Regions from separate parts of the Homo sapiens genome. Here region 2 is linked to region 1. Evidence: read pairs that join two places in POLR2A ChIA-PET (ENCODE). Cell type or tissue: Caco-2. All regions are shown on one strand. Each heading gives the region's core, and the rest is flanking DNA. Links, peaks and the distances in the headings are about the cores only.

The links. Peaks named below come from ENCODE experiments on the same cell type or tissue, not always from the same donor. Only the 100,000 strongest peaks of a DNase experiment are listed, where the experiment ranks them.
Region 2: POLR2A ChIA-PET joins it to region 1 with 8 read pairs; 2 of 35 experiments call an interaction of 5 or more read pairs at or near these places.

Annotation. Positions count from the first base shown.
Region 1 is chr6:107,851,375-107,867,325 of GRCh38, forward strand. No RefSeq gene overlaps it. Among named protein-coding and RNA genes, the nearest start is that of SCML4, 35 kb to the left of the region's middle. RefSeq lists enhancers at 8,541-9,110, 9,111-9,680. In Caco-2, for the core only: no CTCF peak of the experiment used is centred there; a DNase peak (open chromatin) is centred at 8,947; H3K4me3 peaks cover 1,087 bases.
Region 2 is chr6:107,416,899-107,432,849 of GRCh38, forward strand. All of the region lies in intron 1 of PDSS2 (decaprenyl diphosphate synthase subunit 2), which reads right to left. Among named protein-coding and RNA genes, the nearest start is that of PDSS2, 35 kb to the right of the region's middle. In Caco-2, for the core only: no CTCF peak of the experiment used is centred there; no DNase peak of the experiment used is centred there.

The DNA.
Region 1 (15,951 bases), core at 4,399-12,398:
CACTGGTCACGTAGGAGAACCCTGGCCCACATGGGAGGGAACCACATGAAGATGTGAGCACCAGGAGGCAGGAATCATCTGAAAGGCTGCCTACCACAACCCTTGGATAAACACAGAAAAATGTACCCATTCTTTTAGTGGTAAACATTTAGGCTGTTTCTAGTTTAGGGCTATTGTGATAGAGCTTCTGTGAACATTCTTGTTCATGTCTATTGGTGCATACGTGCACGCATTTCTTTCGGGTAAATATCTAGAAGTGTAACTAACGGCAAACTGTTTTACAAAGTGATCCACAAATGTACACACCCTCCAGGAATATATGAGATTTCCAGTTGTTACATGTTCTCAATTCCACTTGATATGGTCCATCCCTTTAACTTCAGCCATTCTGGTGAGCTTGAATTAATAGCTCATCGTGGCTTCAATTTGCGTGTCCCTGATGGATAAAGAGCTTGAACAGCTTTTCATGTATTTCTTGGCCATTAGGATATGCTGTCTTGGGACATGCAGTAGACGTGGAGCTAGGGCGTTCAAGTCTTCCTTCCAGCAAGGACTTGCAGCCCAGCTGTGGGGAGTGTGGTTTGCAGACGGTCACCAGCTCCTTCAGGTTCTGCCCGAACAGCAGAGAACCACCTTGTCCAAGGTCATGCTCTTCCTGAGTATGACTGAGTGTTGAATGAGCAAGGGAAGGCCAAAGCACAGCCGTTCAGCCTGAATGGGGCGGATTGATAAGCAATTCCACTCCCAAGCCCCACCAGGTTGGCCCAAGCTGTGCTAGGCTACATCGCAGTTCAACTCCTTTCTCTGCTCCATCCTGCTTCTTCCCTCTTTGTTCACAATAAACATCTTGATTCCTAATAAACATCTTGCACCGCAAACTCCTTTCCAGGGTCTGCTTCTGAAGAAATCCATCTGCGGTGTGAAGTGCCTTTTTGAAAAAAAGGCCTATTGCCCGTCTTCCTGTGGGGTTGTCTAGTTTTTTTCTTACCAATTTGCTGCTTTTTGTTTAGTGTGGATACAAGTCCTTTGTCAATTACATGTGTGGCAAATATCTTCTCTCACTATGTGTCTTGCCTTGTTAATTTCTTTATTGTGTCTTTGAAGAACAAAAGGTCTTCATTTAGATGTAATTCAATTTATCAATTTATTTCTTTTCTATATACGTTCTTTGTATCCTGTTTAAGAAATATTTTCCTATCCTAAGGTTATGAATGTATTCTCCTATATTATATTCTAAAAGCTTTTATTGTTTTGCCTTTCAGATTTACATTTATACACCACCTGGAATTAATTGTTTCATAAGGCGTGAGGCTGGGACCATGTAACATTTTTTTCCCAATTGGATATGCTATTGCCCCAGCACTATATTTCGAAAATGCCTTCTTTCCCCATGGTGCTGTAATGCCAACTCGTCCCGTACATCAAGTGTGAGTCTGCCCACATATGTGGGTCTGTTTCTGGATTTCCATTCTATATCATTGGCCTATCTGTTTTTGTCCCAATACCACACAGTCCAATACCCATTGGTTTTTTTCCCCAATTTTTAAAAGTGTGGTAAAATACACACAACATAAAATTCACCATCTTAACTGGGTTTAAGAGTACAGTTCAGGCCTGGCGCGGTGGCTCACGCCTGTAATCCCAGCACTTTGGGAGGCCGAGGCGGGCAGATCACTTGACGTCAGGAGTTCAAGACCAGCCTGGCCAACATGATGAAACCCCATCTCTACTAAAAATACAAGAATTAGCCAAGTATGGTGGTGCGTGCCTGTAATCCCAGCTACTTGGGAGGCTGAGGCAGGAGAATCACTTGAACTTGGGAGGCAGAGGTTGCAGTGAGCCGAGATTGCACCATTGCACTCCAGCCTGGACAACAAGAGCAAAACTCGGTCTCAAAATTAAATAAATAAATAAATAAGTACAGTTCAGTGGTATTAAATACATTCATAACGTGCAATCATCACCACATCCACTTCCAGAACTCTTTTCATCTTGTGAAACTGAAACTCTACACCAGTTAAACACTAACGCCCCATTCCTCCTCCCATCCCAGCAACCACCATTCTGTTTTCTCTCTATGAATTTGACTACTCTGAGTACCTCATGTAAGTGGGATCATACAGTATTTGTCTCTTTGTGACTGGTGTATTCACTTAACATAATGTTTAGCATAATGTCCTCAAGGTTCATCTGTGTTTTAGCATGTATCATAATTTCTTTCCTTTTTAAGGATGAATAATATTGCATTGTATATCTATATCACGTTTTGTTTTATTTATTCATCTATCGATGGACACTTAGGTTGCTCCGCATTTTAGCTATTGTAAATAATGCTGATATAAACAGGTATACACATATCTCTTTGAGACCCTGCTTTTAGTTCTTTTGGGTATATACTCAGAAGTAGAGTTGCTGGACCATATATCCTACGGTACCTCTAATTTTAATTTTTTGAGGAACCACCATACTACTTTCTAAAGCAGGCACACCATTTTACATTTCCAGTAATATTTCACAAAAGTTCCAGTTTTTCCACATTGTCATGAATACCTGTTATTTTCTGGGTTTTTTTTTTTTTTTTGGTAGTAGCCATCGTATTGGGTGTGAGATGTTATCTCATTGTGATTTTGATTTGTATTTCCATAATTATTAGTGATGTTGAGCATCTTTTCATTTGCTTATTGGTCATTTGTATATCTTCTTTGGAGAAATTTCTATTCGAGTCCTTTACCCATTTTTTAATCAGGTGGGTTTGTTGTTGTTGTTATTGTGTTGAGTTTTAGGAGTTCACTAAATATTCTGGATAGTAATCTTTTATCAGATAAGTGATTTGCAAATATTTTCACCCATTCTATGGGTTGCCTTTTTATTCTGTTGATAGTGTCTTTTAATGCACAAATTTTTTTAATTTTCATGAAGTCCAGTCTATTTTTTATTTTATTGCTCATGCTTTTTATGTTGTATCCAAGAAATAATTGTCAAATCCAATGTCATAAAACTTTTGCCCTATGTTTTCTTCTAAGAGTGTTATAGTTTTAGGTCTTTCATTCAGGTCTTTGATACTTTTGAGTTAATTTCTGTATGTGGTCTGAGGTAATGGTCTACCTTCATTCTTTTGCATGCAAATATCCAGTTTTGCCAGCACCATTTGTTAAAAAGACTGTCATTCTCCGTTGAATGATCTAGGCACCCTTGTGAAAAAAATATTTTACCATATATGTAAGGTGTATTTCTGGGCTCTCTATTCTATTCCATCAGTCTATATGTCTGTCTTTATACCGGCACCACACTGTTTTTTTTTTGTTGGTTTTTTTTTTTTCACTTTCTTTTTTTTTTTTAATTTATTTTTTTATTATTATACTTTAAGTTTTAGCGTACATGTGCACATTGTGCAGGTTAGTTACATACGTATACATGTGCCATGCTGGTGTGCTGCACCCACTAACTCGTCATCTAGCATTAGGTATATATCCCAATGCTATCCCTCCCCCCTCCCCCCACCCCACAACAGTCCCCAGAGTGTGATATTCCCCTTCCTGTGTCCATGTGATCTCATTGTTCAATTCCCACCTATGAGTGAGAATATGCGGTGTTTGGTTTTTTGTTCTTGCGATAGTTTACTGAGAATGATGGTTTCCAATTTCATCCATGTCCCTACAAAGGACATGAACTCATCATTTTTTATGGCTGCATAGTATTCCATGGTGTATATGTGCCACATTTTCTTAATCCAGTCTATCATTGTTGGACATTTGGGTTGGTTCCAAGTCTTTGCTATTGTGAATAATGCTGCAATAAACATACGTGTGCATGTGTCTTTATACCAGCATGATTTATAATCCTTTGGGTATATACCCAGTAATGGGATGGCTGGGTCAAATGGTATTTCCAGTTCTAGATCCCTGAGGAATCGCCACGCTGACTTCCACAATGGTTGAACTAGTTTACAGTCCCACCAACAGTGTAAAAGTGTTCCTATTTCTCCACATCCTCTCCAGCACCTGTTGTTTCCTGACTTTTTAATGATTGCCATTCTAACTGGTGTGAGATGGTATCTCATTGTGGTTTTGATTTGCATTTCTCTGATGGCCAGTGATGGTGAGCATTTTTTCATGTGTTTTTTGGCTGCATAAATATCTTCTGTTGAGAAGTGTCTGTTCATGTCCTTCACCCACTCTTTGATGGGGTTGTTTGTTTTTTTCTTGTAAATTTGTTTGAGTTCATTGTAGATTCTGGATATTAGCCCTTTGTCAGATGAGTAGGTTGCAAAAATTTTCTCCCATTTTGTAGGTTGCCTGTTCACTCTGATGGTAGTTTCTTTTGCTGTGCAGAAGCTCTTTAGTTTAATTAGATCCCATTTGTCAATTTTGGCTTTTGTTGCCATTGCTTTTGGTGTTTTAGACATGAAGTCCTTGCCCATGCCTATGTCCTGAATGGTAATGCCTAGATTTTCTTCTAGGGTTTTTATGGTTTTAGGTCTAACGTTTAAGTCTTTAATCCATCTTGAATTGATTTTTGTATAAGTTGTAAGGTAGGGATCCAGTTTCAGCTTTCTACATATGGCTAGCCAGTTTTCCCAGCACCATTTATGAAATAGGGAATCCTTTCCCCATTTCTTGTTTTTGTCAGGTTTCTCAAAGATCAGATAGTTGTAGATATGTGGCGTTATTTCTGAGGGCTCTGTTCTGTTCCATTGATCTATATCTCTGTTTTGGTACCAGTACCATGCTGTTTTGGTTACTGTAGCCTTGTAGTATAGTTTGAAGTCAGGTAGTGTGATGCCTCCAGCTTTGTTCTTTTGGTTTAGGATTGACTTGGCGATGCGGGCTCTTTTTTGGTTCCATATGAACTTTAAAGTAGTTTTTTCCAATTCTGTGAAGAAAGGCATTGGTAGCTTGATGGGGATGGCATTGAATCTGTAAATTACCTTGGGCAGTATGGCCATTTTCACGATATTGATTCTTCCTACCCATGAGCATGGAATGTTCTTCCATTTGTTTGTATCCTCTTTTATTTCCTTGAGCAGTGGTTTGTAGTTCTCCTTGAAGAGGTCCTTCACATCCCTTGTAAGTTGGATTCCTAGGTATTTTATTCTCTTTGAAGCAATTGTGAATGGGAGTTCACTCATGATTTGGCTCTCTGTTTCTCTGTTGTTGGTGTATAGGAATGCTTGTGATTTTTGTACATTGATTTTGTATCCTGAGACTTTGCTGAAGTTGCTTATCAGCTTAAGGAGATTTTGGGCTGAGAAAATGGGGTTTTCTAGATATACAATCATGTCATCTGCAAACAGGGACAATTTGACTTCCTCTTTTCCTAATTGAATACCCTTTATTTCCTTCTCCTGCCTAATTGCCCTGGCCAGAACTTCCAACACTATGTTGAATAGAAGTGGTGAGAGAGGGCATCCCTGTCTTGTGCCAGTTTTCAAAGGGAATGCTTCCAGTTTTTGCCCATTCAGTATGATATTGGCTGTGGGTTTGTCATAGATAGCTCTTATTATTTTGAAATATGTCCCATCAATACCTAATTTATTGAGAGTTTTTAGCATGAACGGTTGTTGAATTTTGTCAAAGGCCTTTCCTGCATCTATTGAGATAATCATGTGGTTTTTGTCTTTGGCTCTGTTTATATGCTGGATTACATTTATTGATTTGCGTATATTGAACCAGCCTTGCATCCCAGGGATGAAGCCCACTTGATCATGGTGGATAAGCTTTTTGATGTGCTGCTGGATTCGGTTTGCCAGTATTTTATTGAGGATTTTTGCATCAATGTTCATCAAGGATATTGGTCTAAAATTCTCTTCTTTGGTTGTGTCTCTGCCCGGCTTTGGTATCAGAATGATGCTGGCCTCATAAAATGAGTTAGGGAGGATTCCCTCTTTTTCTATTGATTGGAATAGTTTCAGAAGGAATGGTACCAGTTCCTCCTTGTACCTCTGGTAGAATTCGGCTGTGAATCCATCTGGTTCTGGACTCTTTTTGGTTGGTAAGCTATTGATTATTGCCACAATTTCAGATCCTGTTATTGGTCTATTCAGAGATTCAACTTCTTCCTGGTTTAGTCTTAGGAGAGTGTATGTGTCAAGGAATTTATCCATTTCTTCTAGATTTTCTAGTTTATTTGCGTAGAGGTGTTTGTAGTATTCTCTGATGGTAGTTTGTATTTCTGTGGGATCGGTGGTGATATCCCCTTTATCATTTTTTATTGCGTCCGTTTGATTCTTCTCTCTTTTTTTCTTTATTAGTCTTGCTAGCGGTCTATCAATTTTGTTGATCCTTTCAGAAAACCAGCTCCTGGATTCATTAATTTTTTGAAGTGTTTTTTGTGTCTCTATTTCCTTCAGTTCTGCTCTGATTTTAGTTATTTCTTGCCTTCTGCTAGCTTTTGAATGTGTTTGCTCTTGCTTTTCTAATTCTTTTAATTGTGATGTTAGGGTGTCAATTTTGGATCTTTCCTGCTTTCTCTTGTGGGCATTTAGTGGTATAAATTTCCCTCTACACACTGCTTTGAATGCGTCCCAGAGATTCTGGTATGTTGTGTCTTTGTTCTCGTTGGTTTCAAAGAACATCTTTATTTCTGCCTTCATTTCGTTATGTACCCAGTAGTCATTCAGGAGCAGGTTGTTCAGTTTCCATGTAGTTGAGCGGTTTTGAGTGAGATTCTTAATCCTGAGTTCTAGTTTGATCGCACTGTGGTCTGAGAGATAGTTTGTTATAATTTCTGTTCTTTTACATTTGCTGAGGAGAGCTTTACTTCCAACTATGTGGTCAATTTTGGAATAGGTGTGGTGTGGTGCTGAAAAAAATGTATATTCTGTTGATTTGGGGTGGAGAGTTCTGTAGATGTCTATTAGGTCCACTTGGTGCAGAGCTGAGTTCAATTCCTGGGTATCCTTGTTGACTTTCTGTCTCGTTGATCTGTCTAATGTTGACAGTGGGGTGTTAAAGTCTCCCATTATTAATGTGTGGGAGTCTAAGTCTCTTTGTAGGTCACTCAGGACTTGCTTTATGAATCTGGGTGCTCCTGTATTGGGTGCATATATATTTAGGATAGTTAGCTCTTCTTTTTGAATTGATCCCTTTACCATTATGTAATGACCTTCTTTGTCTCTTTTGATCTTTGTTGGTTTAAAGTCTGTTTTATCAGAGACTAGGATTGCAACCCCTGCCTTTTTTTGTTTTCCATTTGCTTGGTAGATCTTCCTCCATCCTTTTATTTTGAGCCTATGTGTGTCTCTGCACGTGAGATGGGTTTCCTGAATACAGCACACTGATGGGTCTTGACTCTTTATCCAATTTGCCAGTCTGTGTCTTTTAATTGGAGCATTTAGTCCATTTACATTTAAAGTTAATAGTGTTATGTGTGAATTTGATCCTGTCATTATGATGTTAGCTGGTTATTTTGCTCGTTAGTTGATGCAGTTTCTTCCTAGTCTCGATTGTCTTTACATTTGGGCATGATTTTGCAGCGGCTGGTACCAGTTGTTCCTTTCCATTTTAGCGCTTCCTTCAGGAGCTCTTTTAGGGCAGGCCTGGTGGTGACAAAATCTCTCAGCATTTGCTTGTCTGTAAAGGATTTTATTTCTCCTTCACTTTTGAAGCTTAGTTTGGCTGGATATGAAATTCTGGGTTGAAAATTCTTTTCTTTAAGAATGTTGAATATTGGCCCCCACTCTCTTCTGGCTTGTAGGGTTTCTGCCGAGAGATCCGCTGTTAGTCTGATGGGCTTCCCTTTGTGGGTAACCCGACCTTTCTCTCTGGCTGCCCTTAACATTTTTTCCTTCATTTCAACTTTGGTGAATCTGACAATTATGTGTCTTGGAGTTGCTCTTCTCGAGGAGTATCTTTGTGGCGTTCTGTGTATTTCCTGAATCTGAACGTTGGCCTGCCTTGCTAGATTGGGGAAATTCTCCTGGATAATATCCTGCAGAGTGTTTTCCAACTTGGTTCCATTCTCCCCATCACTTTCAGGTACACCAATCAGACGTAGATTTGGTCTTTTCACATAGTCCCATATTTCTTGGAGGCTTTGCTCGTTTCTTTTTATTCTTTTTTCTCTAAACTTTCCTTCTCGCTTCATTTCATTCATTTCATCGTCCACTGCTGATACCCTTTCTTCCAGTTGATCACATCGGCTCCTGAGGTTTCTGCATTCTTCACATAGTTCTCGAGCCTTGGTTTTCAGCTCCATCAGCTCCTTTAAGCACTTCTCTGTATTGGTTATTCTAGTTATACATTCTTCTAAATTTTTTTCAAAGTTTTCAACTTCTTTGCCTTTGGTTTGAATGTCCTCCCGTAGCTCAGAGTAATTTGATCGTCTGAAGCCTTCTTCTCTCAGCTCGTCAAAGTCATTCTCCGTCCAGCTTTGTTCCGTTGCTGGTGAGGAGCTGCGTTCCTTTGGAGGAGGAGAGGCGCTCTGATTTTTAGAGTTTCCAGTTTTTCTGTTCTGTTTTTTCCCCATCTTTGTGGTTTTATCTACTTTTGGTCTTTGATGATGGTGATGTACAGATGGGTTTTTGGTGTGGATGTCCTTTCTGTTTGTTAGTTTTCCTTCTAACAGACAGGACCCTCAGCTGCAGGTCTGTTGGAGTACCCTGCAGTGTGAGGTGTCAGTGTGCCCCTGCTGGAGAGTGCCTCCCAGTTAGGCTGCTCGGGGGTCAGGGGTCAGGGACCCACTTGAGAAGGCAGTCTGCCCGTTCTCAGATCTCCAGCTGCGTACTGGGAGAACCACTGCTCTCTTCAAAGCTGTCAGACAGGGACATTTAAGTCTGCAGAAGTTACTGCTGTCTTTTTGTTTGTCTGTGCCCTGCCCCCAGAGGTGGAGCCTACAGAGGCATGCAGGCCTCCTTGAGCTGTGGTGGGCTCCACCCAGTTCGAGCTTCCCGGCTGCTTTGTTTACCTAAGCAGGCCTGGGCAATGGTGGGCGCCCCTCCCCGTGCCTGGCTGCCGCCTTGCTGTTTGATCTCAGACTGCTGTGCTAGCAATCAGCGAGACTCCGTGGGGTAGGACCCTCCGAGCCTGGTGGGGGATATAATCTCGTGGTGCGCCGTTTTTTAAGCCGGTCGGAAAAGCGCAGTATTCGGGTGGGAGTGACCCGATTTTCCCGATTTTCCAGGTGCTGTCCGTCACCCCTTTCTTTGATTAGGAAAGGGAACTCCCTGACCCCTTGCGCTTCCCGAGTGAGGCAATGCCTCGCCCTGCTTTGGCTCGTGCACGGTGCGCGCACCCACTGACCTGTGCCCACTGTCTGGCACTCCCTAGTGAGATGAACCCGGTACCTCAGATGGAAATGCAGAAATCACCCGTCTTCTGCGTCACTCAGGCTGGGAGCTGTAGACCGGAGCTGTTCCTATTCGGCCATCTTGGCCCACTCTGTTTTTATTATGTAGCTTTGTATTTCGTTTTGAAATCAGGAACGTGAATCCCCCAGCTTTGTTCTTCATTTTCAAGATTGTTTTGGCTGTTCAGGGTTCCTTGAAATTCCATATGAATTTTAAGATGATTTTTTCTACTCCTACAAAAAGGTTACTAGATTTTGATAGGGATTGCATTGAATATGTAGATTACTTTTGATAGTATTGACATCTTAATAATTTTGTCTTTCAACCCAATTTTTTTCAGCAATGTTTTGTAGATTTCATTGTATAAGTATTTCACCTCTTTGATTGATTCCTAAGTATTTTATTCTTTTTTTATTATTATTATTTTTTTTTTTAGATAGGGTCTTGCTCTATTGCCCAGGCTGGAGTGCAGTGGCACAATCTTGGCTCACTGCAACCTCCATCTCCTGCGTTCAAGCAATTCTCCTGCCTCAGTCCCCCAAGTAGCTGGCATTACAGGTGCCCACGACCACATCCGGCTAATTTTTGTATTTTTAATAGAGATGGGGTTTCACCATATTGGCCAGGCTGGTCTCAAGCTCCTGACCTCAAGTGATCCACCCACCATTCTTTTTGATGTTACTGTAAATATAATCACGTTAGTCCATTTCCATGCTGCTAGTAAAGACATACCTGAGACTGGGTAATTTTTACAGAAAAAGAGGTTTAATTTTGAGGAAAAAGAGGTTTAATGGACTCACAGTTCCACGTGGCTGGGGAGGCCTCACAATCATGGTGGAAGGTGAAAGGCACATCTTACATGGCAGCAGGCAAGAGAGAATGAGAGCCAAGAGAAAGAGGAAATCTCTTATAAAACCATCAGATCTCATGAGACTTACTCACTATCACAAGAACAGGATAGGGGAAACTGCCCCCATGATTCAATTATCTTCCACTGGGTCCTTCCTACAACACGTGGGAATTATGGGAGCTACAATTCAAGATGAGATTTGGGTGGGGACACAGCCAAACCATATCAATAATTTTTGTAATTTCCTTTTCAGATTTTCATTGTTAATGTATAGAAATGCAACTGAATTTTTATGTGTTGACTTTGTATCCTGCTACTTTGCTGAATCATGTATTGGGTCTAACAGTTTTTTCTTTTTGTGTGTGGAATCATTAGGTTTTTCTGCACATAAGGTGATAACATCTGTGAACAGAGATAATTTACTTCTCTCTTTCCAACTTGGATGCCATTTCTTTCTTTTTCTCACCTAATTGCTCTGGCTAGAATTTCCAGTACTATGTTGAATAGAAATGGTGAAAGTGGGCATCCTTGCCTTGTTCCTGACCTTAGAGAAAAAGCTCTCAGTCTTTCACCATTGACCATTATGTTCACTTTGTATTTTTTATATATTGGTTTTATTAATTCTCATTCTCTTTTAATCCCACTTAGATGGGCCAAATAAAAAGGCCTAAGAATATTAACTTCAGGTTGATTTTTCTGCAATCAGCAGGAATCTAGTCATGCTGGAGTGGGTCTGTGGTCTCACAGCAAAAATGCTGTCTGTAAATGGTCCTCTAGGTTTAGAGAAATCAGAGAAAGACCATCAGTTCTTTCACCAATATCCCTGAATTTTGCTGTGGTTTATATGCTAATTTGAGCACAAGTGTTCACCTGTACCACAGGCTCCTCCCCCACCCTGCCCCAGCTCTGTATCATCCTTAATTGCTCAGCAGCAGAGATATGCTGGCTCTCAGGGGTCAGGGATTTCAGCTTCAGAGGTGTTGGATGACTTGCACACAGTAGGCTGGAGAAATTATCATGATGCCAACTGGGTCACTAGGCTAGGTTGCCTTGCCCAGGCAGAAAGCCACAGGTTATACCCCAGACACTGGGCAATGATCCAGTTGCTCTTTGAAGCAGAAACTTTGCCTGTTCTTAGGATAAGAGCACTTCCCAGCAAATTTCTGTCTCCAGAGGTGACATCCAAGAAGTAACTGTAATGAAGTCCTTGTCCATCAACTCTTCCACCATGGGTGCACATGTGAATAAATAGTAGACTATTTAGACTGAATGGGAAAGGCTTATTGGCAGCAATAGGAGGAATCTAACCTTCAAATATTCATTCTGCTAGCTCAGAATGCCTGCTCAAATTTCAATTCAATAAATATATGCCATCCAGCGAGTTAGACTTCAGCAACTTTCAGAGTTCCCACACTGGTGGGAAACAGAAGCAAATGCAAAAAATTCAGGCAGGCTGTAAGCACTGTCCTGGAAAATTCCAAAGTGTTTTCATCTTATTGTGTGTTGCTATATTGCTGGGATGCATTTTAGTAACTGGAAGGCAGCAGAAAAGATTTGCAAGAAGAAATTTTAGAGTGCTCGAAGTTAAACCTAATAGTCATTTCTAGAAATCCATTCTTCACAGAACGGATGTCTTCATTTTCCCTCAGCTTCCGCCCTCAGTCCTGACGTAAAAAGTAATATTTAAATACAATCAAAGAAATTCTCCAAGAAACACATATTTGGCCCAGTGAGAAGCCTGCTAAGGTTTAGAATTAGAACCTCAAATAGATCCTTTAGAATCCCCACTCAGTAGAAAAAAGAGGGTGAATAGATGCAAGGAAGACAGACTGGGCAGTCTATGCCACCATCTTGGCCTCGTAAGGTCAAAGATTGGACACCCAGGGGATCAAGCCCTGCTCTACCTCTAGGTAATCACATTCAAGGCTGGGGAAGAATGTATTGCTTCTGTCAAGGCAGTTACCTAGAACTGTAACACTTTGAATCACTTTTCTTCAGCAAGCATAAGCTGCACCACTTTAGATTGGGATGGATCTTAAAGGTCCCTTTGCGCGCGCGCGCGTGTGTGTGTGTGTGTGTTAAAGACAGAGTCTAGCTCTGTTGTCCAGGCTGCAGTGCAGTGGTGCAAACACAGCTCATGGGAGCCTCGACCTCCTGGGCTCAAGTGATCCTCCCACCTCAGCCTCCCAAAGTGCTGGAACTATAGGTGCATGCCACCATGCCTGGTCCCCCTTCACCCTTTTGGCTAAGATGAAGTCACCTAACCTGGAAGCCCACATATCTTGGCACAATGGGATCTCATTTCAACACAGCATGGGGGTTCTGAGATAGAGGGAGGGATCTGACTCAAGTATAACCATGGGCCCATTCTCCAAGAACATTAGTGGCTGTGGTGGGCTATGATAGAGCAGGTGGTCACACTAGACCTGATCTGGCCAGCTTCCACTTTAATAAGGGCTGCGTGTGTGTGTGTGTGTGTGTGTGTGTGTGTGTGTGTGTGTGTGTGTGTGTGTTGGTTTCCTTCCTGACCTTCCAAAATGGAAAGATGGAGAATGAGGGTTGTGGAACAGGGTGCAGCACGCTGCAGGGGAAGATCCAAGACCCCAGGGTCCCAGCTCCAGTTCACCAGCAGTGCCAAGTCACTCCTCGTCTCTGGTTCTTTGTTTCTCTATCCCCCCTTCGTATCAATGTCTGACCCTCTGTGGGCACAACAGGGAATGCAATTTGCTCCAAATCAGAGCTGTAGCATGGGTGCCCCATAAATACAAGTATGCAGCACTTACATACATGCTTTCATTCCTTTCCCATGATAATGTTGCCCATGGAGGCAGTAGTCTACCCCATGTAGTCGACCTCCATGGGTAGCATACTCAAGACTAAAGTCAGGGGTTTTGTTTCTATCCCTACGTTCCAGCTCTGCTTCTATTAGGCTGTGGAGGGGATTAGGGAGGAGGGACTTGGTTCAATCAGATGCAAATGCAAGGAAAACTTTAGAAATCATACTGAGTGACATAGAGAAAGGCTTGTTTTTTGTTTTTTTTTTAAGATTTCTCACTCTAAAAAGAACTCCTTTTAACACACTGAAACATTCAAAATTCTACTCAAAACCCAGTTTTAGTATTATCGAACATAAACTGTGTCTACAGTGTGCTATTCCTGAAGTGTCACTCCTGACATTTAGTGCGATACCCTGTCATTAAGTCAGCAGACTTGAAAGATGTGGGGGTTTTCAGTGTATAAAGAAATAATGCTGAGGATCATAACACTACAGTTTCATCCCCCATTCTCAAAAGCACTTTGCTGCTAATCACATTAATCTTTATAATTTCCATGATAATAGACCCAGATCAGTGTTTTGTGAGTAGGGATGGGTAGGTGGGGCAAGATTTTATTGGGATCGTGGGAAAAAGAGTGACTACTGAGTTCTGAACCAGGAGCTGGCTGCAGGAAGAGCAGTGACTCTAAGATACTTGAAAGGGGGTGCCTTGCCATCTTTCAACTTGAGCCACCTCTCCTGGCTCTCTCCCTGTTTAATAGATGCTGTCAGGTCAAGAAGAGGAACAGTAAGCTTTGGGAGGAACTTGGAAAGTGACATAGAGCCTAGCCAATGACTGGAGTCCCAAGAACCTGGCAGAGAATTGGGAAATAAAAAAGCTGCAGAAACGTTGGATGTGATTATAAAGCACACAGACTAATTGGACAAAGATACAGAAGCAGGCTAATGCATATGAATGAGGGAGTTTACCACGATCCCACGAACACTACTGAATGACGATGTCTGCTTGGGAATCGTCAGACCTGGTTGGAAGATAAGGATTTTTTAAGTCTCTCATTGAATTTTTGTCACGTGCCTTACTTTTTTAATCAAAATACCCATCAATGAATTGGATCCCCCCTACTGTGTATCATTTCTAAATGAACTTTTGTAGTTTAAAACACATCTCCCCCCAAAGGACAACTACCTACCAGGAAGACTGTTCAAAATAGTATTTCAAAGATTCCTCAGTTATTTCAACCAAAGGTCTAAGGCCTCCCTAAGTTTGGGCAGCATATTGGAAAAAGAACACTAAAGAAATGGCAACTATTCTACAAGGAACCAGACTTCCTTGGAGGAAAATGTTCAGTTTGTCCAGAAAGGAAGGGTATGGGTTTTGTATTTTGTGGGGAGGGGTGGAAGGTTTGGGGAAGGAGTGCAGAAAGCGATAATCAAAATCTCTTATGGTTACCATGTAGAATAGGTATAGTGTTCCTTCTTGTAGATACCCTGTTTTGCACTGTCACAATGGACTGGATTCAACTTAGAAAATTCTGGATATTTTTTAGTTGGTGCACGGGTAAGTAAATTATCTTCAGTTGCAACATAAAACTATCTTTGACAATAAAACTATCTTTGACAATAAAACATTTCCAAGGAGTTTAAATGTATATTATTCTCAAGGAAACTGCCTAAGTGGTCCTAGTTTTCACAAAATAGACCTCATTCCCTTTGAAAATCAGTGTTCTATAATATCTCTTTGTAAATACAGGTCCTATATGTATTGAATTCCAGCTGTTGAGAGACAGTTTTCCATGAGTCTCTCATGTCTCTGCACACCTGTGATCAAAGGCACACAGGCTTTTGTTCTAGACTATCTTTTCAAGGGTGTCTGTATGGCAAACAGCCTTGGAAGGCAGTGTCTCCCTCCCAGAAAGAGGGTGAGTTTGTTTGCTGTCCAGGATAAGATCAAGACAGGGTTGCTTGCAGGCTTGACAGGGTTAGGTCTCCCAAGCTTGGAGTTCCTCAGCTGTGATATGAACAGCATCTGCCTGGCCACTCCACATCGCCTCCGTGGGAACTTGGAAGACAACAGGAACAGATGGGGAACATGAAGCTCATGCCACCTGCTGTGCCTGTGTCTTTGGAGTCTTCTGTGTTTTGTCGGCATCCATGACACTGGCAGGTTAACTTGTTAGCTTGCATGTAAAAACTCTGGACTCTTAATAGTTGACACCTATCAGGCAAACAGGTTAGATTTTGTAGAGTTAAGGAATTACCATGTCCTATTTGATTGTCCACCTCTCTCAAGCAAACAAATGCAATTTGGAATTCCAGCACAATGAATACATATGGATTGTCTTTTGGAGTTGGTTGCAAAGGGACTTAATGTTTCTAGACAGTAAATTTAATGGGTTAAAGGACACACAGCCAGGTGCGGTGGTTCATGCCTATAGTGCCAATACTTTGGGTGGCCAAGGGTTGAAGTTAGGAGTTCGAGGCCAGCCTGGGCAACATAGCAAGACCCCTGTCTCTAAATAAATAAATACAATGAGCCAGGTTAGTGCCCGTGGTCCCAGCTACTTCGGAGGGGGCTGACATAGGAGAATCACTTGATCCCAGGAGTTGAGGCTGCAGTGAGCTATGATTGCACCACTGTACTCCAGCCTGAGCGATAGAGCACGACCCTGCCTCTAAAAAAATAATAAATAAATAACAAAGGACACATGTAAAGAAGAAAAAGGTTAGGGGGAAACATAAAAGATCAAAAGAGAGGGAGGAAATCCCAGAAGGTGCAGATACAAATAAATTACAAAGCATTTCTTTAATCGTGGCTTTTAGTCTGAAACGAAACACACCATTCTTTGTTAAAGAAAATTACAGCCCTATCGCCCTCTACTGGAACGAGGCTGGAAAATACAGAGAAATAGCTTGAAGTTAACTCTTAATGGAATCTGTTCACACTGAAGTCCATTGCTGCTATTATCCAGATGTTAAAGTGTAAACCTCAGGTGTTTCGGGTAAGGTATGAGGGCTACAGCTCCCTTTGTGTACCCAGGC
Region 2 (15,951 bases), core at 2,516-10,515, 440 kb before region 1:
GATGTCAACATGTAAATTTAAAAATTGGATTTCAAAAAGCACTTATCTGGGCGGGTGCAGTGACTCACACCTGTATTCCTAGCACTTTGGGAGGTGGAGGCGGGTGGATTGCTTGAGCCCAGAAGTTTGAGGCCAGCCTGGGCAATACAGCGAGACCCCCGTCTCTATTTAATTTTTATAAAAAATAAAAATTTTTTTAAAGAAGCACTTACAGCATATAAGACAATAATTTCACTATATAATGTCTCCTAAGGATTAATAAGAAACAAGACCACAAGACATATGTAAACAAGACATACAAAGATAAACAAATAAATAGAAACATAATGTTCAAATAAATTACATGTAGCTCAGGGTAACTTTTTTCACCTGATTAGCAAAAATCTTTCTAAAATGATAATGACCAATATTGGCAAAGATATAGTGATACTAGTACTCTCATACATGCTGATAGTGTTACAAATTGGTTAGAACTCCTCAAAAATGCAATCTGGCAGTGAATTTAAACACTAAAAAATGTTTATAATTTTAGCTTAGTACATCCACATCATGGAATCTATCTAATAAACAAAAATATTGGCCAGGTACAGTGACTCACGCCTGTAATCCCAGCACTTGGGGAGGCCGAGGCAGCTGGATCACTTGAGGTGAGGAATTTGAGACCAGTCTAGCCAACATGGTGAAACCCCATCTCTACTAAAAATACAAAAAATTAGCTGGGCACGGTGGCGCAGCCTGTAGTCCCAGCTACTCAGGAGGCTGAAGCAGGAGAATCGCTTGAACCCAGGAGGCAGAGGTTGCAGTTGAGCTGAGATCATGCCATTGCACTCCAGCCTGGGCAAAAGAGTGAGACCCTATCTTCAAAAAAATTAATAATAATACACACACACACACACACACACACACACACACACACATATATACACCTATCACAGCTTGATCAATAATAAGAATCCAAAACAACATAAACATTCAACAGGGTAAAGGTATGTGTAATACAAGACAATAAAATATATAATCACAGATACAACATTATACAGCAATTTAAAATGACAGTTAAGAAGATTAAGTGGAAAAGGATAGAAAATCATATTTACCATGATTATATTTAAATAAAAATATGCATATTAAAAAAGACTAGGAAGGAAAATGTCAAAGTGACAATCATTGTGTTAGGGTAGTATGGCAGGCTGAATAATTGGCCCTCAAAGACATCCCCATCCTCAACCCCAGAACCAGTGCTTGTTACTTTATGTGATAAGAGGAACTCTGCAGGTATGATTAAGTTAAAGATCTCAAGATGGGAGGATTATCCTGGATGGACCCAACATAACCACAGGGGTGCTCAAAAGAGGAAGGCAGGAGGGTCAGATTGAGAGGAGATGTGAGGACAGAGCAAAGAGTGATGAGGTACAAGTCAAAGGATGCAGGCAGCCTCTAGTGGTTGAAAAAGGCAAGGAACAGATCCTCTCTAGAACCTCCAGAAGGAACACAGCTCTGCCTGCAGCCTTATTTTAGCCCCATAAGACCATTTCAGATTTCTGACCTCCAGAACACAAGTTAATAAACTTGTAATACAGTTGTGTTGTTTGGTTGGGTGTGGTGGCTCACGCCTGTAATCCCAGCACTTTGGGAGGCCAAGGCAGGTGGATCATTTGAGGTCAGGAGTTCGAGACCATCCTGGGAAACATGATGATACCCCGCATCTGCCAAAAATACAAAAAAAATTAGCCGGGTGTGGTGGCAGGCACCTGTAGTCCCAGCTACTCGGGAGGCTGAGGCAGGAGAATCGCTTGAACCTGGGAGGAGGTGGCTGCAGTGAGCCGAGATTGCGCCACTGCACTCCAACCTGGGCAACACAGCAAGACTCTGTCTCAAAACAAACAAACAAACAACAAAATAAAAATAAAGGTGTGTTGTTTTTAGCCACTAGCTTCGTGATCATTTGTTACAGCAGCAATAGGAAACTAATATAGATGGTAAGACTGACCTTTCTAAACTTTCTGTAATATTTCATATCAATTCTATTGTTGCATGCTAATTTTAAAAATTAGATAAAATTTAAGTCTAGATGAAAACATATTTTGCTTCAGTGGTTCTCAACTCTAGTTGTATATTAGCATCAAGTAGTTAGCTTAAAAAAAAAAACAAAAAGAGTACAAATGTCATGCCTTCTCCTGTCCCCAGAGATTTTGATTTGATTTTTGTGAGGCTCAAATATCATTTTTTTTAACCCACATACTAATGTGCAGCCAGCGTTGAGAACCACTGCTCTAGTATAGCAACTCATAAATGACGAGTTTCCCTAGGCCAAAGCAGAAATGGATATCAATCTAAAACCACATTTGTCTCAAAAATGCTACAAATGAAAACACTCAGTGATAGTCTATATTAGTTTAAATTTAGCACTGAGAGTTGCATCCCAGTTTAACTGACTTTGTCAAAGGAAGAGAAAAAATAAAACTCTTTATTCTACTTCTTCAATGTTTTTTATTTGTGGCATTTAAGACTTCAGAGATATAGTGCTCCAAGAAAAAGGTCCTTATTAGGATCTACATTCAAATTAGAGCAGTACACAAGAATTGTGTTTCCTTTGCTTACCTACTGACAACTGACCTTATGATAATACTACTAAAATTATGTAAGATATTTAGTCTTTGAATTTTTACAGTATGTTTTAGAAATGGTATAGACTAGCCAAGAGAAATAATCCATCAAATTCTCTGATAATGTGTTCTTTAGAATCACATTTTCCCTCTACTGTATTTTCCAGGTATCAAACTTGTAAACACACAAACACACACACACATACTTCAGTATGTTTGTGAGCAAATGTATAACTTAAAGTTTTCAAATGTGAGATTCTAAGCTATAAACTACTGACAGTCTTATGCATCTTTTGGTTAACTTAGCATCACCTCATATTCTTTCAGCAGCAAAATCCATATATGAAAAGCATCGTTATCAACCAAGTGTGTCCAAAGATTGATCTCCATAGCAACTGTAACTCTGCCACATGTAGTGTATAAGGCATCAGAGTTAACACCACATGCACACAAAGTGTTGGTATTATGTAGTCCAGACTGGTTGCTGTAGAAACCTAAACCGAAGTCCCTGACAACAGTGGATAAAATGAAAACAACAACAGAATGGTCCTTAAGAACTTACCTATCTACTCTTCTGCTTTCAAGCAAAGCCATCCTAAATGCTCTATTGATATTATTTATACTTAAAACTGATAGCACTAAAGGAAAATAATTTTAAATGATGTTATATCTTTAGGAATCACTTCCTATTCCATAAAAAATTCTCCTTCCCACCCTCTGCTCAACTGGATGTTCAGAAGCTCACTCCAATAAAGTACCGTCACCTTCTTCTAGCCTCAGCCAGAACCAGTCCCACACAGACAAGCTGGAGAGGTGCTAGCCTTTTGCTGCGACTACCACAACTATGATAGATACAGACAAGCTTATTCTAAAACAAGTTTGAAAAAGAAGAAAAGTAGGAAGAATCACTCTGCCTTATATTGTCTCACTACATCGCTATCATAATCAAGACAGTATAGTATTGGCAGAAGAAAAGACAAATAGACCAATGGAACAGAGAATCCAGAAGTGGATAAATACAAATACACCAACTGATTTTTCACAAAGGTACAAAAGTAGTTCAATGGAGGGAAAATAGTCTTTTCAACAAATCATGCTGGAACAACTGGACATCCATGGGCAAAAATAAAAAATAAAATAGAAGCTTGACTTAAAACGCACACCGCATACAAAGATCAATGCAAAAAGGATCACGGATTTATGTAAAATGTGAACCACAGAACTATAAAACTTTTAGAAGAGAACATAGGAGAACATCTTTGGGACCTAGGGCTAGGAAAAGAGTTCTCAGACATCACATCAAAAACCCAATCTATAAAAGAAAAAAAAAAAACCAGTAACTGGATGTCATCAAAATTTAAAACTTTTACTCTGCAAAGGACTCCATTAACAAGATAAAAAGATGAGCCACATACTAGAAGAAAATATTTGCAAATTTTATATCCAAAGGACTTCTATCCAGAATATGTAAAGAATTCTCTAAACTCCGCAGTAAGGAAACAAACAGTCTATTTGAAAATAGGCAAAAAGACTTGAGTATTCATCTTACCAATGAGGATGTAAGTATGGCAAATCAGCACATGAAAAAACGTTCGACATCATTAGGCATTAAGGAAATTAAAGCTAAGATGAGATATTACTACACATCTATTAGAATGGCTAAAATAAAAAATACTGACAATACCAAATGCTAACAAAGGATATGGAGAAACTAGATTTCTCATACCTTGCCAGTGGAAATGTAAAATAGTACAGCTACTCTGGAAAACAATTTGGCAATTTCTTATGAAATTGAACATACACTTACCATACAACCCAACAATCACACTCCCAAGCTTTTATCTTAAAGAAACAAAAACATGTTCACATAATCACCTATACATGAATGTTCAGAGCAGCTTTATTTGTAACAGCCCAAACTAGAAACAACCCAAATGTTTATGGTAAATGGATATATAAACTATGGTACATTCATACAATGAGATATTAATTAGCAGTAAAAGGGAACAAACTACTGGCATACACAACTTAGGTGGATCACAAGGACATTACGCTGAGTGAAAACTGTCAATCTCAAAAGGTTACGTACTATATGACTCCATTTCTATAACATTTCAAAAGACAAAAACATAAAAATGAACAGATCAGGCAGTGCTCAAGGTTAGGAAAGGAGGAAAATTCCTGGTGCTGCACTTTGTAGTCTCAAAGTGCAACACCAGGAATTTTCTTCATAGCGATGGAACAGTCCTATATCTTGATGATGGTAGTTACAAAAATCTATATACGTGATAAAATTTCACAGAACACACACACACACACACACACACACACAAACGAATGCATGTAAAAACGAGTGAAAGCCAAATAAGGTTTGTAGTTTAGTTGGCAGTACTGTACCAATGCCAATTTCCTGGTTTAAATAATGTTCTATACTTATGCAAGATGTTACCACGGGGAAAGCTGGATGATGGCTAAAAGGACCTCTCTGTACAATTTTTATAACTTCCTGTAAGTCAGTAATTATTTCAAAATAAAAAGGTTAAAAAAAACTTGTCAGCAAAAACCTATAAAATTTTAAAAGTAAAAAAAAAAAAAAAACTTAAAACATTTGACAAAAAGACCCTTAATATATGAAGAGCTCTTCTATGTCAATAGGAGATAGTGCAAATAAAAATAAGGAAAGAATATAACTAGGCAACTCAACAAAGAAATAAAATTGGCCAACCACATAACAAAAAAGACTCAATCTCATTAGTATTCAAATACTAATATTAGTATTAATATTCAACATACAAGAAGACTTTTATAACATCTCTCAAGTTGGCAAAAATTATCAATATCCAAGGTTAGTAAGAACAAGGAAAAACAGGCACTCCCATATACCATGGACAGAAATTAATGTATGAAAATATTTCCAATAGAAGATATTCATACTCTTAATCCCAAAAAGTCAATATTTAGGAAGGTATCCTAAGGAAATAATCAAACAAGTGTGCAATGACATACATGCAAATTCCATCACAGTACTATCTATAATAGTGAAGAATTCAGGAGAAAAACATTTAAAAAAAAGAGGATAATTAACTGTATTATGGAATATTCATTATAATGAAATATCACGTAGTTGTTAAAATTATGTTTATTAATTTTAAAAGCAATTCTCTATATACTGTTGAGAGAGAAAAGTAACAAAAATATACACATGTGATAAACCTATTTTTATGGCCATGCAGGCTATACACCAAAATATTAACACTAGGTATCTCTGAGTAATTAAGACTAGGGTAACTTTTCGTTATATATTTCTGTATTGTCCGACAGGAGCATGTTTTATACAAAAATAAAATTAATTTTCATTTTTTAAATTAAACAATACATACTAAGCTAATGAGCGTTCTTTTAACTGGAGATTTCATATATTACGATGCTAAAAGCACTACATAATTTTTTTTACTTCCATAGAAAAAATAAAACTACCCTGCCTGATATAGTAACATCTGCTTTTTCTTTATGACTCCTCCAGGTTCCTGAAAAGATATTCATTTTTAGTTTAAAAACAAACAAAAAAAGCCTGACCAGGGTGGCTTTAAAGAAAAAAATCCATGCAACCCAAGGACTATGTATGCTTGCTCATCATGAAGTTGATAATCTCTGCATCTCTGTTATATCTAGTTGTAAATGGCAATGAGTATTGTTTTAGGTATTAGTAAACTGTTAATTTATTAATAACATATTGACAAGTGTACTCTCCATTTGTCATAGAAGAAAGCTGGACAGCAAAAAGGGAAAAGAGAATAAAATGACAAGAATGATAATAATATCTTCCTTAATGTGATCTTGGGAAAAAAAGAATTTCATTTCTGAGGATAAGGAAGGAGGACAGCATATAGGAAATAATTTCCTTTTTACATTGGTAACTTGTATCAATATCAGAATCTCTGAAAGCTTATTTGATAGTCTGTGGTAAGTAAGGTTTTATTGTTCAGTTGGAAAATAAAGTTTCTCCAGCAGAGACACATGGCTTCTTTGTCTGTTATTTCCCTCAGTTAAATACTTGAAATGTCCAAGTTTAATAATAAAATATTGTTGCTTTCATAGTGAATTTCCTGGATTATATCACTCTCCCGAAGCCCTTCCAGCATTTAAAGAAGTTTTTTGTTTTTGTTTTACAGACCTGAATTAAGAGGACTTACAATATGCTGAAATCATCAAGAAGCTTTCTTAGGCTCATTAAGTTAAAATTCTCCCACATGATTAACTGCTGATTTTGACTCAAAAGTAACATAATACTACCACTCCTCTTCCTGATTTCCACACTTGGCATTCCAGGTAAAAGGCAGAGCAGAAACAACTTCTTCCTATTTTCCATCTATACAATTCTACCCATTTCCAGCAGCTTCTTAAAATTTTTCTTCTTCCATAAAGCCTTTGGTTTAGCCAGCCCACAGTGTTCTACCCTGAAGTCCTGTAGCACTTAGCTAAACACTTCATTTAGCAATTACTAACAATTATGATTATTTTTATCTTGCATCTTTTTTTTTTTTTTTTTTTTTTTGGGACAGGGTCTCACTCTGTCACCCAGGCTGGATTGCAGTGGTGCAATCACGGCTCACTGCAGCCTTGACCTCCTGGGCCCAAGTGATCCTCCCATGACAGCATCTCAAGTAACTGGGACCATAGGCGAGCATTACCACATCCGGCTAATTTCTTTAATTTTTTATTTTTATAGAGATAGGATCTCCCTATGTTGCCCAGGCTGGTATCAAACTCCTGGGCTCAAGTGATCCTCCCACCTCAGCCTCCCAAAGTGCTGGTATTCAGGCATAAGCCACCACACTGGACCTTGTATCATTAAACTGCATCATTATTTGCATCTAGTTTCCCCAAGTTCTCTTGCAGGAACCTTTTTTACCTCAACATATCCCTTATTGTGCTTTAATACACAGTAGTGAGTCAATAAACATTTGTTGATCAACTATAACACAAGTAAACCTTTCAGTTCCACTCTTATTTGATACTAATTTTTTTTTCAACACTTAGCTATTATTTCTCCTACCTATCCTTTGTCTTACTTACAAGGACAAAACTACAAAGGAGAGGCTGAAGATACAGGCTGTGTAAGGCATTGCATTCTCTTTGTCTTCCTGCAGCAAAAATTATTTAAAATGTGAAAAGAGAATAAAATGAATTGTATACCTTTGGTATATGTCTTTCAAAGTGAAACGACCATCATTTAACAAGAAATTAGAGACCTCATTGGAGAATATGCTAAGGGAAAATCCAAGGGAATAATACTCATGGATTAATGAACTGATTCCTTCTCAAAGGATATGAACAACTCCATCAGTCTTTGATATGGTTTGGCTGTGTCCCCACCCAAATTTCATCTTGAATTGTAATTCCCACAATTCCCATGTGCCGTGGGAGGAACCCAGTGGGAGGTGATTGAATCATGGGGGTGGGTCTTTCCTGCACAGTTCTTGTGATAGTGAATGAATCTCACGAGATCTGATGGTTTTAAAAACGGGAGTTTCCTTGTACAAGATCTCTTTCTTTGCCTGCCACCATCCATGTACGATGTGCCTTGCTCCTCATTGCCTTCCACCATGATTGTGAGTCCTCCCCAGCCATGTGGAACTGTAAGTCCATTAAACCTCTTTTTCTTCCCAGTCTTGGGTATGTTTTATCAGCAGCATAAAAACAGACATACAGTAAATTGGTACCAGTAGAGTGGAGCATTGCTGAATGTATACCCAAAAATGTGAAAGTAACTTTGGAACTGGGTAACAGGCAGAGGTTGGAAGTTTGGAGGGCTCAGAAGAAGACAGGAAAATGTGAGAAAGTTTGGAACTTCCTAGAGACTTGTTGAATGGCTTTGACAAAAATGCTGACAGTGATATGAACAATAAGATCCAGGCTGAGGTGGTCTCAGATGGAGATGAGGAACTTGTTGGGAACCGGAGCAAAGGTAATTCTTGTTATGTTTTAGCAAAGAGACTAGAGACTTGTGGAACTGTGAACTAGAGAGAGATGATTTAGGGTATCTTGTAGAAGAAATTTATAAGCAGCAAAGCATTCAAGGGATGACTTGGGTGCTGTTAAACGGATTCAGTTTTAAAAGGGAAACTGGGCATAAAAGTTTGGAAAATTTGCAGCCTGACAATGCAATTGAAAAGAAAATCCCATTTTCCTCACACCTGTAATCCCAGCACTTTGGGAGGCCGAGGTGGGTGGATCACGAGGTCAGGAAATCGAGACCATCCTGGCTAACATGGTGAAACCCTGTCTCTACTAAAAATACAAAAAATTAGCTGGGCGTGGTGGCAGGCACCTGTAGTCCCAGCTACTCGGGAGGCTGAGGCAGGAGAATGGCGTGAGCCTGGGAGGTGGAGCTTGCAGTGAGCCGAGATTGCGCCACTGCACTCCAGCCTGGGCGACAGAGCGAGACTTCGTCTCGAAAAAAAAAAAAAAAGAAAATCCCATTTTCTGGGGAGAAATTCAAGCTGCAGAAATTTGCACATGTAACAAGGAGCCAAATGTTAATCACCAAGACAATGGGAAAAATGTCTCCAGGACATGTCAGAGACCTTTGCAGCAGCCCCTCCCATCACAGGCCTGGAGGTTTAGGAGGAAAAAATGATTTTATGGACCAGGCCCAGGGTCCCTCCGCTGTGTAGTCTAGGGACTTGGTCCCCTGCATCCCAGCTGCTCCAGCCATGGCTGAAAGGGGCCAACATAAAGCTTGAGCTGTGGCTTCAGAGGGTGCAAGCCCCAAGTTTTGGCAGCTTCCACACGGTGTTGAGCCTTTGAGTGTATAGAAGTCAAGAACCGGGGTTTGGGAACGTCTGCCTAGATTTCAGAGGATGTATGGAAATGCCTGGATGCCTAGGCAGAAGTTTGCTGCAGGGGCGGAGCCCTCATGGAGAACCTCTGGTAGGGCACTGCAGAAGGGAAATGTAGGGTTGGAGCCTCCACAAAAAGTCCCTACTGGGGCACCGTTTAGTGGAGCTGTGAGAAGAGGGCCACCATTCTCCAGACCCCAGAACGGTAGATCCACTGACAGCTTGTACCGTGTGCCCAGAAAAGCTGCAGCCACTCAACACCAGCCCATGAAAGCAGCCAAGAGGGTGGCTGTACCCTGCAAAGCCACAGGGGCAGAGCTGCCCAAGACCATGGGAGCCCACCCTTTGCATCAGCGTGACCTGAATGCAAGACATGGAGTCAAAGGAGATTATTTTGGAGTTTTACGATATGACTGCCCTGCTTGATTTTGGACTTGCATGAGGCCTGTAGCCCCTTTGTTTTGGCCAATTTCTCCCATTTGAAACAGCTGTACTTACCCAATGCCTGTACCCCCATTGTATCTGGGAAGTAACTTTCTTTTGATTTTACAGGTTCATAGATGGAAGTGACTTAAGATGAGTTACTGGACTGTGGGCTTTTGAGTTAATGCTGAAATGAGTTAAGACTTTGTGGGACTGCTGGAAAGGCATAATTGGTTTTGAAATGTGAGGACATGAGATTTAGGAGGGACCAGGGGCGGAATGATATGGTTTGGCTGTGTCTCCACCCTAATCTCATCTTGAATTCTAGCTCCCATAATTCCCATGTGTTGTGGGAGGAACCCAATGAGAGGTGATTGAATTATGGGGATGGGTCTTTCCTGTGCTGTTCTTGTGACAGTGAATGAGTCTCACGAGATCTGATGTTTTAAAAACGGGAGTTTACCTGCACAATCTCTTTTTGCCTGCTGCCATCCATGTAGGCTATCCACAAACCATTTTTTGTGACTTGCTCCTCCCTGCCTAACGCCATGATCATGAGGCCTCCCCAGTCATGTGGAACTGTAAGTCCATTACATCTTTTTTTCTTCCCAGTCTCGGGTATGTCTTTATCAGCAGCATGAAAATTGACTAATAGAGTCTTGTCCCTGATACTTCCAAAATCTGCACTCATGATTTGAGAGAGCCTTTATGAAATCAAACATATTTTTACCAATCATGAATTCTATCTATCTAAAAGGACATTTAAGTGCCAGCAAAGAGTTTTATAATTAGAAATCCATTCTTTTAAGAATAGCTATATTACCTAAATAATTCCAGATATTTTGTTTTGGTTTTTGGTTAAGGGGTGGGAGCAGGTGGGCAGAAACCAAAATGAGAACTCTCCCTATTGTTTGTCATTCCATCCTAAATGAGCCCTTTCTTATATTTCCAGAGGTTTCTTATATTTTTGGAGGTTCCAGAATTTAAGTTTATGACACTCATTTGTAATGCATATGAGTATTTAGATTGGATTGTTACTTTAAAAAAAATGGTTTGTAGATAGCCTACGTCTACATTATTTCTACAAATCCCAACCATATCAAACTGGAGTTGCTTCCAGCATTTATAATGAATTTACCAACAATATGAGGCCCTATTTAGAGACAGCTGTTTCTGAGAGAGGAACAAATTTTGGATTGACAAATTTCACATTTTTTACAGAGGTTGTGCACCAGCTGATTAGAATTTGTTCTGAAATTCTATCTATATCTATAATGTTTAAAACTAATATATTTTCATAGTGTATATAAGATACAGTCAAAATTTTCTGAACTATTCCAATTACTCACTAGTACACTGCAGAGACTCATAAGGAATTTTATATTGTCCTTCACTCTGTCTTTAAGGTGCAAGTCAATCCCATGGAAGATTTCAAAATAAAAGGATGCAACAGCATCTTGTAGTAATCCATTGCTAACAAGTGGTATAGCTTCAAAAAGCTTCCCCACTTAATTTTAATCAGCACTTGCTACAATTTAAGTGTATTCTTTTGTGCTCTGTTTTTAGAAAAAGTTGATCACTATCTTCAACCATGATGTTCTATGCTTTGAAGAATGATACACAAGATGAATGCCGTGACTAAGGCAAAGGTCAGGACAGGGCAAAACTCTCTGGTTAGGCAAAATTTTATTCCATTCCTTCAATTCTATAAGTACTTATTGAAGGCTTTCTGTATCAAGTATATGCTGGGCAACAGAAACATAAAAGAGAAAATCAGACCAGACGCAGTGGCTCATACCTGTAATCCCAGCACTTTGGGAAGCTGAGGCAGGAAGATCACTTGAAGCCAGGAGATCAAGACCATCCTTGGCAATATAGTGAAACTCCCCCATCTTTACAAAAAGAAATTTTTTTTTAATTATCTGGGTATAGTAGTGTACACCTATAGTCCCAGCTACTCCAGAGGCTGAGGTGGGAGTATTGCTTGAGCTGAGGAGTCTGAGGCTGTTGTGAGCTGTGACTACGCTACAGCACTCCAACCTGGGCAACAGAGCAAGATTCCTGTCATTCATTCATTCATAATTAAATAAATAGAAAATCATCTCTTTCAAAAAGTTCACAGTCATGGGAACACTTATACCTAAATTAGAGGTCCAGGCCAGTTCATCCATGAAGCAGCAACTATAACTGAAGCACGCCAAATTGTGGAATGGAGAACATATGCCCAGTCTAAAGGATGCAGCCACTACCTGACACCAGCACTCCCATGCTCTGGGAGAATGCAAACTCAGTGGTGTCACAGCTTCTGATTTTCTGAGAAGACAGAAACTTTGAGGAATGAACATTTAACCTAGAGAAATCAGGGAATGCTTAGCAAAAGAGCTAACATTTGAATCGAGTCCTATAAAGGTTACGCAGAGTGTACTAGGTGTGAATGCAGATGCCTTATTTCCTGTGGCTACAGCTTAGGGTGGAAAGTGGGGAGTGGCAAGATAAGCAACTAGAGAGGAAAGAAGCCATGCACAAGCTAAACTCTATGCACAGAACACAAGAACTTGTTGAAGAAGTTACTCTATAATACAACATACAAGAGCAGAATTTATCTGTCTGCAGAAAACTCTACCAAACTCCCATACAGTGAGATTTCAAGGTTTGGTAGACATACAAAGAGGCAGGTATCTTGCTTTTAGTCCATAAAGCTAGACTGGACACTACTGTATCTAAACACTCTTTGGCCTCGAACTATTGAGACATCTAAATGCCTGTATGGTTCCAGTAGCAGCAGTGGGTACATAAACACATAGCGGCCATGAAGAAGAATATACTAAACCTAGGGTGGGCGCGGTGGCTCACACCTGTAATCTCTGCACGCTGGGAGGCCAAGGCAGCCAGATCATCTGAGGTCGGGAGTTTGAGACCAGCCTGACCAACATGGAGAAACCCTGTCTCTACTAAAAATACAAAATTAGCTGGGCGTGGTGGTGCATGCCTGTAATCCCAGCTACTTCGGAGGCTGAGGCAGGAGAATCACTTGAAATCGGGAGGCGGAGGTTGCAGTGAGCCAAGATCGCGCCATTGCACTCCAGCCTGGGCAACAAGAGCAAAACTTAGTCTCAAAAAAAAAAAAAAAAAATATATATATATATATATATATATATATATATATATACACCAAACCCAGAAAGAAAGATTTTGGGAGATCTGTCATCCCCAAATGTCTCCCCTTTACTCTTGACAAGGGTAATACCTTATTCATTGCTAAAATTACTTAGCATATACAAGACCTCTTGACATATATTATTCTCACCCACCTAAGACACCTTCAGCTCCCTATTTTCTATTTTGTGGGGGTTTATAACTCACACATCCACTGTAGCCAATTGTATTCATATTTTGCACTCTTTTTTTGTATATTAAACCACTTTAACTTCAAAAGTTCTAAAACCTAGGCCGGGCACAGTGGCTCACGCCTGTAATCCCAACACTTTGGGAGGCCAAGGTGGGTGGACCACTCAAAGCCAGGAGGTCAAGACTAGCCTGGCGAACACGACAACACCCTGTCTCTACTAAAAATACAAAAAGTAGCCAGGCGTGGTGGCGTGCATCTATAATCTCAGCTACTCAGAAGGCTGAGGCACAATAATCACTCGAACCCGGGAGGTAGAGGTTGCAGTGGGCCAAGATTGTGCCACTGCACTCCAGCCTGGGTGACACAGCAAGATTCTATCTCAAAAAAAATAAAAATAAAATTTAAAAAGGACCGGGCATGGTGGCTCACATCTGTAATCCCAGCACTTTGGGTGGCCAAAGCAAGTGGATCACCTGAGGTCAGGAGTTCCAGACCAGCCTGGCCACATGGTGAAACCCCATCTCTACTAAAAATACAAAAATTAGCCAAGCGTGGTAGTGGGTGCCTGTAATCCCAGCTACTCAGGAGGCTGAGGTTGGAGAATTGCTTGAACCTGGGAGGCGGAGGTTGCGGTGAGCCAAGACTGCACCACTGCACTCCAGCCTGGGAGACAAGAGAGAAACTCCGTCTCAGAAAAAAAAAAAGAAAAAAGTTCTAAAATCTAATTCAGGGCCACATGTTAACCAGCACCAGCAATTTCTTCATCTTCCTAATCTTCCTAACCCATTAGTCAATCTTATTTTATTGTAATTCAAAAAAATTAATCGATATTTTGCTCCAGAAAGGATGATTAGTTTTGCCAAGGAAATTTGCTATTCTCCAGGTAGGAAGGAGGAAAGAAAATCACGTTGGGTTCTGTCACCTAAGCCTTTCATTCAGTGAGCCTCACAACAAGATAGGTATTATTATTCCCCTTTTCACCAATGGGAAAACTGAAGTTCTGAGTAGTTAACTTGCTCAAATAGCAGGTAGTAAATGACTGATGTCTGGGCTAAAGCCAGACCTCTTTGGAAGACACAGCTTCTAAAACTAACTTCTTCCCACTATTCCACATAGCTTTAACTGTCACCCTTTTTCTTTTCCTTTTTTCTTGAGACAGGGTCTCACTCTGCTGCCTAGGCTGGAGTGCAGTAGCGCAATCATGGCTCACTACAGCCTCCACTTCCCAGGCTTAAGTTATCCTCCCACCTCAGCCTCCTGAGTTGGGACTACAGGTGCATGCCACCATGCCCGGCTAATTTTTGTATTTTTAGTAGAGACAAGGTCTTGCCACATTGCCCAGGCTGATCTTGAACTCTGGGCTCATGCGAACCTGCTGCTTTGGACCCTCAAAGTGCTGGGATTACAGGCGTGAGCCACTACACCCAGCCACCCGTTATTATTTCTAATAACAATCATAATACTGCACTTCTACCTTATATTTGTACAGTACAGCATACCTTTCAAATCACTTTCATCTATAATATTTTTGTGGGTTCCTAAAACTATTTTTCAAGAAAACTTGGGCAAAGAAAAAAAAAGATGACTAGCCTAAGATCACAGAGAAATGATTACTGAGTACAAATAATAGTTAATAACAGTAGCTATATTTATTGAACAGTTAATCTAAACATTTTACAATCTGTTGTCTCATGTAATCCTCATTACAATCCTGTGAGACAGCAATGACAACAATATGACCTCTTTTACAGATGAGATAACAAGGCTTAAGGAATTCTGTAGTTCACATAGCTAGGAAATGGCAGTCTTGGAATTAAAATTCAGGTACTAGTAGGCTCACAAATCTATTTTCTTATCTACAGCATCATACAGAACTGCTTCCCTAAACTGCAGTGCTCTTTATAGAATATTATGCATTTACTATAATTAAGTTAAACTAAAATTAGTTAGAATTGTGAACTGAAATTGCTATCAGTCTGATTTCCAAACCTACTACTGAATGAAAGTGGTGGAAGAAGCAAACAGGTGGCAGAATAATATCTAGCAGGAATTTAAAAGAAATTTTTCACTGGGTAATCAACACATAGATAATCAAAAACACAATATAATTTGGGGGGAAAGTAAACCATCAACATCTCAGGATTATCCTCTTTGGATCAAGAGACATTACCCTGATCATTTAACAAATGAGCCCACTATTCAAACATACATTCAAAAGCAAAAACATTCTATTTTTCATTTTATTTTTAGTTGACACATAATTTATGGGATATTGATGCATGATATTTCTCAATACATGCATACAATGTGCAATGATCAAGTCAGTGTAATTAGCATAACCATCACCTTAAGCATTTCTTTGGGTAGTGAACATTCAAAATCCTCTCTTTGGCCAGGTACGGTGGCTCATGCCTGTGATCCAAGCACTTTGGGAGGCCAAGGCAGGCGGATCACTTGAGGCCAGGAGTTTGAGACCAGCCTAGCCAACAAAATACAGAAATACAAAAATTAGCCAGGCGTGGTGGTGCACGCCTGTGGCTGAGGCATGACAATCGCTTGAACCCAGGAGGTGGAGGTTGCAGTGAGCCAAGATTGTGTCATTGCACTCCAGCCTGGGCGACTGAGGGAGACACTGTCTCAAAAACAAAAACAAAAACAAACAAAAAAAATCCTCTCTTCTAGCTTTTTGAAAATATTCACTAAATTACTGTTAACCATATTCACCCTACAA